Linked DNA regions of Mus musculus: regions 1 and 2 are each linked to region 3. Evidence: chromatin loops called from intact Hi-C (ENCODE). Cell type or tissue: heart. All regions are shown on one strand.

Region 1 (2,500 bases), 200 kb after region 3:
ACAAAATCCTGGAGTCCCTGGCAGTGAATTAAAAAAAGACGTTCATCCAGGTTGTATCTAGAACCACATACAAATCCATTCAAGGTGCAGCTTCTATTCCCTACCTAAATGTTGCTGGCACAGCCCCAGGAAATAACCACCTCTGAGCAATTGTTCTTGTCCTTACTCCCATCCTTAACTCTTGCCTATTCATCACAGCTCACACTGCAACCTACATTTCTGTGTGTCTGGTCCACCTCTACTCCTTAGCTCTCTTGGTCTCCCAGTTTGCTACTTGACTTGGCAACATTTGGCTGTCGTGATGGCTAGCTTTCTGGAAGCTCACTTGTACTATCTGTGAAGAGGTCCTCCCTGACACCCCAAATTGGGAAATTACTGTTAACCCTTCATGATAGTTTGCTCAAAGCACTGTTTCACTGTTATCCTTAAAACAATGACTGAGACGGCACCTTGCTTCGTGTCCCATATCACTTGACACTTACCATCTGGCCTTGCTTTGCCATCTTTTTGATGTCCGCAATGATTTTCTTTTCCTGGGTTTCTAGTTTCTGTCGTTCCCTGTCCAGTTCTCTCATGGCTCGGTTCAGGGCCCTCTGGTTTTGCCGAAGTAGTTCCTCTGGCGTCTTCCGGCGCCCAAACAACAGGTCCATGGTGGTAAGACTCCACCAGCAGGTCTGGGACAACCGTCAGAACTAGCTGTAGAGTGCAGGGCCCAGGGCAGCAAAAGACAGAAAGGGTCACATAAGTAGATAGGGTGTAGAAACTGGAGGTACGCTTGAGTAGTCAAAAAGGATTAGCCGGTGAGAACTAGTTATACATTTCTGACTCAAGCACACCCACTCTACTCTCTGCTCTGCTTCCACAGACGATGGGGCAAGCCTGTTTCTGACTTAAGGGTGTGGTTCTGAACTGTTCCAGGGACCCAGACCTGAGTAGGCACATCAAGGTGATTGAGTACTGAGGAGGGGGTAGTTGTGAGGCCCCTCGACAAGGGAGGATAGAATGGAGTAGGTTCTGAAATGTGAAGTTGGGCCCTAAGGTGGGGTAATGGGCATGAATGCCAAGGAAACCAGGCTCGCGGGCGTAGGAGTGACGTTCTCAGGCTCAGGACGTGACAGACACTGAACAGGTCTTGGAGATGTTGAGCCTGCGTACCGAGGGCAGGAAGAGGTGAAGACCTCGATGTGGGTAGGGACAGGCGGACCGCGCGGCATCCGATGCCTCGGCCCAAAGCCCCCTCCTACGCTGCCTACCAAACGGGACCTGCGGCTCAGCAGAGACCACTCACCGGAGCCGAGAGAACGATGGGTTTCCGCTTCCGGGTCACGCCTCTACCCCTCCGAAGCCTTGAGACTCCACCAACGACAACCCCTCGGTTCGGTAGCCCCTGCTGCGGCCGCCGTTTCCGGATTAAGCGACCTGACGTCACACGACCCACCCTCTCCGGGAATGCTGGGAAGTGCTAGGACGCACGCGCACAGCCAGCCACAGAAGCGCATGCGCAAAGGGCCACGCACCTCAGCAGAAGGTACAGGTCCCACCCAAGCCAGCCTCACAGGCCCATGGCGGGAGCACAGCTCGACTGGCTATTCATTCTGGAAGGCCCATACTCCACCCACTTTTGGGCAGTTAATAAATGGCATTTTAGCAAGTGCTTGGCTCGAACCAAATTAGGCCCACACATGGCATAAAGGGGCAAGCCTGGAAATGACTTGTAGGCTCCCTTATGTTGGTGTAAGGTCCAGGAGCTGAAATTAGCCGATTCTTCCATTGCTTGCACCTCATCCCAGTGAGTGGTCCCACCCAATCCACGGCCACATTTATCTTCATTATAGACGCTGGTGGACCTCACTTGTACCTCCCACCCCACAGAAGGAAGAGGCAGAGGCCATGCAGTAACATTCCCCTTTAATAGCCTGGTGGGACCTCCAGTGGTGGTGGGGTGGGTTGCTTGGGCCTAGCGACCCAGGCCCATTGCCCACTTACCCCACAGTCAAGAGTGGGGAGTTGGACAGCACCCAGCGGGAGGGGGGGGGCGCTAAACAAGCCAATTCATTTCCCATCGCTGAGCAGGTCGGGGGGGAGGCAGCACCGACCATAATCACGTGGTGGTCAAAAAAAAAATAACTAGGGGCAGGTGACAGGGAAGAGAGGCAAGGCCAAGGCAGGGGCCAAGGCTACCCCACACACCTTACCCGGGCCCCCAATAAATATTTGCAGGGGATGCCTGGGCCGGTAACCCTGGCAGGGATGGGTAATTGCTAACCCTATTTCAGGCAGCGCTCGAAGTAGGTGGACCCGATGTAACCACCTCTCATGGAGCGCTGCACATTTTGTTCAAACAGCCGCCGGTTGTTCTGCAGGACCTCAGCAGCCTCCTTGTTCAGTGGGTCCTCAGGGTTCGGCTCCTGTGGCCGGTACAAGTGGAAGTCAACAGGCAAGAGAGAGGCAGATGGCCAACAAACCCTCAGCTTCAAATGCCTAACCCTACTTACCAAGA
Region 2 (2,500 bases), 360 kb before region 3:
TCCTCAAACCACCTTAATGCACCACCCCCTGATGCTGCCTCTGTACCCTGAAGCTCATCTCATTTCACTCCTACTCCTAGACTCCAATCTCCTCTAACAGGAAAAGGCCAATTTGGCTTTGAGGCCTTAACACTTGCTGTTCTCTATGCTTAAAGATGTCTTCCTCATACAGTCACTAGGTGGTTTCTTTTCTTTCAGATCTGAACACAATATCACTTTTGGATACCAGCCACCTCTGAGTGCCTCTCCCCAAAATCTCAATCCAAACACCCTGTTTTGTTTTCTTTATACTAATACTACCTAAAGATCTTTGACTTTGTTATTTTAAGTCTGTGCAGAAAATCTCTCTGTTCTTGTAACTGTATGGAAGAAAGAAATTTGCAGTTTCTTAGGGTTTAGTAATGATACATGTATTTGCTCAAGAAATACTAGCAAAGAAGTGTCTCAAACTGCAAGTTACTATGCCTTTTGCAACTGACGTTTCTTAAGACCAAGAGACAAAAGGAAAGGGGAAAAGTTAGTTCAAAGCTATCACTTTACATTTTCAGGGACTGATAATAAAGAACCTTTATTGTCTTTTAAAGATGGTAAATTTTATGAAATTCAATCACTTAATGCCAGTTTCAAAAAATTCAGTATGTCAGTATAAAACAGGATATGAATTTACGTTCCAAAATAAGACTTGATGGCTCTGTTCAAGTTTGAACTCTCATGTCATATTTGATCTAAAGGCATCAGGAAACAAAAATGAAGATAAAGATTATGGTTTGTATATTTTTGTCACCTCCAAAACTCATGCATTGAAATTTAATCTCCAACAATCATATGCAAGGGGCCAGTCAGAATTATGTTCTTCGTCTAAAAATAAAATAAAGGTATAATAACAACCACGTTCTCAATTTTGTCAAGGTTGAGGGAAGTGCTTCCTAGAGATCACTCACCCTCATCAAGCTCCGACTTTAAAGTAGCTACCTTGCTTGAGCTGCAATTTTACTGAGACTCAAACTGAGGTCCTGGCCTACCAAACTATCCTGCTGTCATCACCTGGGGAGTGATGGCAAATGAGAGAACCACCGCCCTTCTAGGCCTCGGAAACAAGCGGAACCTAAGAGTCTGGGTGCTTCAAGAGCGGTACTTGGGAAGAATAGGCTCTGAAAATGGCCTTGGCCGACTTCCGGTAGCAGCGAGAAGCGCGTCTCTTTGAAACTACAACTCCCAATAGTCCTCGCGGTGTGTCCTGGTCGACTCTGGGGGGTGCGGCCGCCATTGTCCGCGGCCAAAGTAAGGCCTTATTCCGGACCGAAGGGCTACCGATGTCGTTGTCACGGAGAGCCTGGCAGGTCGTTGGAACGGCCACGGAGAAGCGGCGCCTGCGGCCAGGGCTGGCTCAGTGCCGGGGTGCAACGGGTGCCTTCTCTTCTCTCGCCGACTCGGTGCCCCCATTGCCCTCGACCCTCCAGGTCCCGGGTCTGGGTGCGCTGTTTCTACAGACTGGGAAAGGCCGGCCCTAGTGGGCCGAGTCGGCCAGGCCTGGGACGTTGTCTCGGTGCAGGACAGAAGCCAGACGCTCGGTGCAGCAGCCCCGAGCCAGCTCAGCCGCAGTGCAATCAGGGCCAGTGGCCGCGAGCCAGGTAAGGCGGGAAGCTTGCTGAAACCAGCGCCTGGAGCGACCTGGTTGCGGAGGCCCTGAAGGAGAGCCAGGCTCTTAACCGGTCCCTTCCAAGCAAAGATCTGTAAAGGGCGTCAAACCTGACTTGGGAAAGGCTCAGGTTCTTTTAAATTTGAAGTGACAAGAGGGTGTGTGTGTGCTGTCCCGTTAGGGTGTGCGTGCATGGTTCTTGCAACTTGCTTGCCTTGAGTTATGGGGGGGGGGGGGGGGGGTGTAGGATTCTTACAACTTGCTTGCCTTGAGCTTTGTTTGACTCAAATCCTAGGGTATCTGAGTCTCTCTCTGTAAGTGTGCCAGTGCTTAGTACCAAACTCAGTACCAAGCGGTTGCGGACCTCACACAAAGACCCGGAATCCATGCATTTGTGGGGTCTGACTCTAGACTTTTTTTTTTTTTTTTTTTTTTTTTTTTGTCTCTGACGCGACTACGGGAGGGGAGAGGGGATCGATGGGCTTGAGTCTGGAAGATCTTGCAGGTGGTGATGGCTGTTGTTTGGCTTTAACCTTTGCAGACGATCACACTTTATCCCAAAGTGTGTCTGTGTCAGTGATAACTATGTGGTTAGTATTAGGTATCTTCTTCAGTGGCTCTCTATCTTGGCTTTGAGACAGGGTCTCTTTCTGAACCAGGAAGCTTCTAATTCCACTCTATTGACTTGTCAGAAATTCCCAGGGATTCTCCTGTCTGCCTCCCCATTGCTGGTATTACTTGTGCTCCACTTACTGCACAATGTGTGTGTGTGTGTTTGTGTGTGTGTGCGCGCGCGGTTTTTTTGTTTGTTTGTTTTTATCATGCTTCTTAGGGGTCTTGTTAACTTTGTGGATGTGTTCT
Region 3 (2,500 bases):
TCCTCCCTATACAACCAACTGGTCCAGCCCAGCCCCTAGCCTATCGGGCCCTAACATTAATATACTCTCTGAAAAGTTCTCAGAATTCCAAATATAACACAATCACAAAAAACTATCTGCTACAGACAGAACCACGATTCTGCTAGAGCACAAAACAAATCACGGTCAGCTGCTACAGGCAGTCTGAAGCAGCCCCACATCCCTATACCTGGAATCAAACAAAATATTATTTTATAATATTTGTTTGTTCTTCCAAGAAACCAAAATTCCAGGATTCTCACTACATCCCTTCCTCTGCTGGGGAAAACTAGAGAGGACATTTAGTGTAGCCTACCATATTTTAAGTCCACCAGGTCTCCATACTTCCCACCTAAACGTTATAAGCCCACACCACCCTGCCCAGACCACACAACCCTGCCCACTCTACTAATCTGGACGCAAACGCCTGTCCTCTCATGGAAATTTGAGTACTTTTAATTCCGATGCCTAATGGCTTTCTGTTTCTACAGTTACTCCTTTCTTCCTCTCCCTTTAAGGGTACCGGTGAAACTTCAGTAAGATTGCATCCTTTTCTCCTTCCCCACAGTAAACTCCGTTAAATGACTTTGTCTTCTCTTGCCTCCGACCCACAGACAGCCCCAATCCGGATTCCCTCCCCCTCTACACTAGTAGAGCCGTAGGTTCCATCTGTCCCCTCGTCCCGCCTTCCTTGCTCTGCTACGCGGCGTGCCTCGCTCAGCCGACCTAACACCAGCACTTCCGGCCCACCCCCTTGCCCATGCCTAGCTTCCGTTTTGTCCAAGTTCTTTTGCTCCTGTTAGTGGGTTCGATTCTCTCCTAGCCTCGGTCTCTGTCCACAGAGGTACTGGTGCTCAGCGTCTTAGTATCCTTCTTCAAAAGCTGCATCCTAGTTCTTTAGCAGTCAATAACACACTTTTCGGACTTCGGCTTCGCCCGCCAACAGGACAAACGCCGCCTAACTGCTGCCGCTCGACGTCCGCGGGGGCGTCTGGGAGTTGTAGTCCGGACTCGTGAGCTGGCGCAGTTCGGGACAAGACCGACGGGCGAGCGCCATTGTGTCTTTCCGCAATCGTAGCGCTGCGTGAAAGCCCGTCGGGGGCAGCACCCATCTTCTGTTTTATTTGCAACCTCTGGAACCCAGTGTCGGCTTCGTTTGTGGCGCCACTTCTACGGACCCGGGAGAAGGTGTGTAGTCGTGGGTCCGAACAAATCCTAAGGAAGACATCGCGTTCTAAATAAGGACCACAGTTTAAGAAAACCAACCGCCTTTTGGATTAGATGACATCAGCTGTCCCCTCTCGGTTAGAGGGGAACCTGTCTTGTAGGCTTATGGGAGTCGGGAAGAGGATTCACTGGGCACTTTGCAATTTTGGGGTGGACTGGTCATGTCCTGCTGAGGGGTGGGATATGGGCAGAGGTGGGGGAGCCGCTGGGCACATTCCTTAGTGCCCCCCTCTTCCACTTTAGGTTTCGTCAGCATTCTGCCTACTCCTGGGAGAGAACATGGAGGACAGTATGGCTTCCACGCTTCCAACAACCTGGCCCCATGTGAGTAAAGGCTTCTTTTCAACTTTTGAGTCGGCTCAGGGGTCGGCTAGTGGTGAGACGTTTGTTCTCAAATATCATTGAGTTTCGGGAGGAGTTGGAGGACTGCCCAAGAGGGTGGTTACAATAGAAGAAACAAACAAACCGATTTCTGAACCAGGAACTGGCAAGCCAGATTGAGGCTTTTTAATTAAAAAACAATACTATTACATTTGGGGGGGGGGGGGCATGCACGTGTGTGCCACTGCCTGCTTGTAGAGGACAGAGAGTACCTTTCCGGATCGCTACCCTTCTTCCAACATATGAATCCTGAAGATCAATCAAACTCAGGCTTGGTAGCAGGCACCTTTACCCACTGAGCCATCTCACCAATCCTTTTCAACCTTTATTTTTTCTTTTTTTTTTTTTTTTTTTTTTTTTTTTTTTTAAGCTGAGGGTCTGGTGAAAGAAACTGACAAGTGTAAGAAGATAAGAAGCTCATGTTTAGTTTTCAGCAACTACTTTAAGGAAGTGACAATTCAAAAACAAGAAAAGAGGTATAGATGGGAACCAACAGTCCTATCCCCTGATTAGTGAGAAATGAACAGGTTTTCATAGACCACAGTCTCACGTGTCCCCTGATTAGTGTCAGACCGATTTGCTCAAGGATTCAGACAAAGGAACATGAGATAAGTAAAATGTAGCTGGGTCATCTTGCTCAGCCTTCCTATTTTTCTGTCACTGTAGAAGAGGAAAACCCTGGACTGAACTGCATCTTGTGCCTTTCAGGAGTCTGTGAAGTTTGAAGATGTATCTCTGACGTTTACCGAGGAAGAGTGGGCACAGCTGGACTTCCAACAGAAGTGCCTGTACAGGGAGATCATGATGGAGAACTACAGCAACATGATTTCAGTGGGTAAGGCAGCCTCCACTTTAATAAAGAGCTGTTTGGGTG

Evidence for each region. Peaks named below come from ENCODE experiments on the same cell type or tissue, not always from the same donor. Only the 100,000 strongest peaks of a DNase experiment are listed, where the experiment ranks them.
Region 1: a loop joins it to region 3, with 2.6 times the contacts of the local background. A loop is called at or near these places in 2 of 42 quality-filtered maps.
Region 2: a loop joins it to region 3, with 5 times the contacts of the local background. A loop is called at or near these places in 8 of 42 quality-filtered maps.

What each region holds. Positions count from the first base shown.
Region 1 is chr7:13,033,347-13,035,846 of GRCm38, forward strand. It overlaps Chmp2a (charged multivesicular body protein 2A), which reads right to left and starts at 1,431. Exons shown (of 6, transcript NM_026885.3): 1 at 1,289-1,431; 2 at 483-696. The coding sequence starts at 650. It overlaps Ube2m (ubiquitin-conjugating enzyme E2M), which reads right to left. Exons shown (of 6, transcript NM_145578.3): 5 at 2,496-2,500; 6 at 1,774-2,408. The coding sequence ends at 2,268. In heart, no CTCF peak of the experiment used is centred here; a DNase peak (open chromatin) is centred at 1,425; H3K4me3 peaks cover 2,423 bases; H3K27ac peaks cover 1,846 bases.
Region 2 is chr7:12,477,076-12,479,575 of GRCm38, forward strand. Zfp606 (zinc finger protein 606) reads left to right here and starts at 1,230. Exons shown (of 7, transcript NM_026112.4): 1 at 1,230-1,631. In heart, a CTCF peak has its summit at 1,180; DNase peaks (open chromatin) are centred at 1,206 and 1,456; H3K4me3 peaks cover 1,685 bases; H3K27ac peaks cover 1,542 bases.
Region 3 is chr7:12,833,959-12,836,458 of GRCm38, forward strand. Zfp110 (zinc finger protein 110) reads left to right here and starts at 803. Exons shown (of 8, transcript NM_022981.5): 1 at 803-1,206; 2 at 1,489-1,569; 3 at 2,335-2,461. The coding sequence starts at 1,525. In heart, a CTCF peak has its summit at 980; DNase peaks (open chromatin) are centred at 753 and 1,013; H3K4me3 peaks cover 1,758 bases; H3K27ac peaks cover 1,392 bases.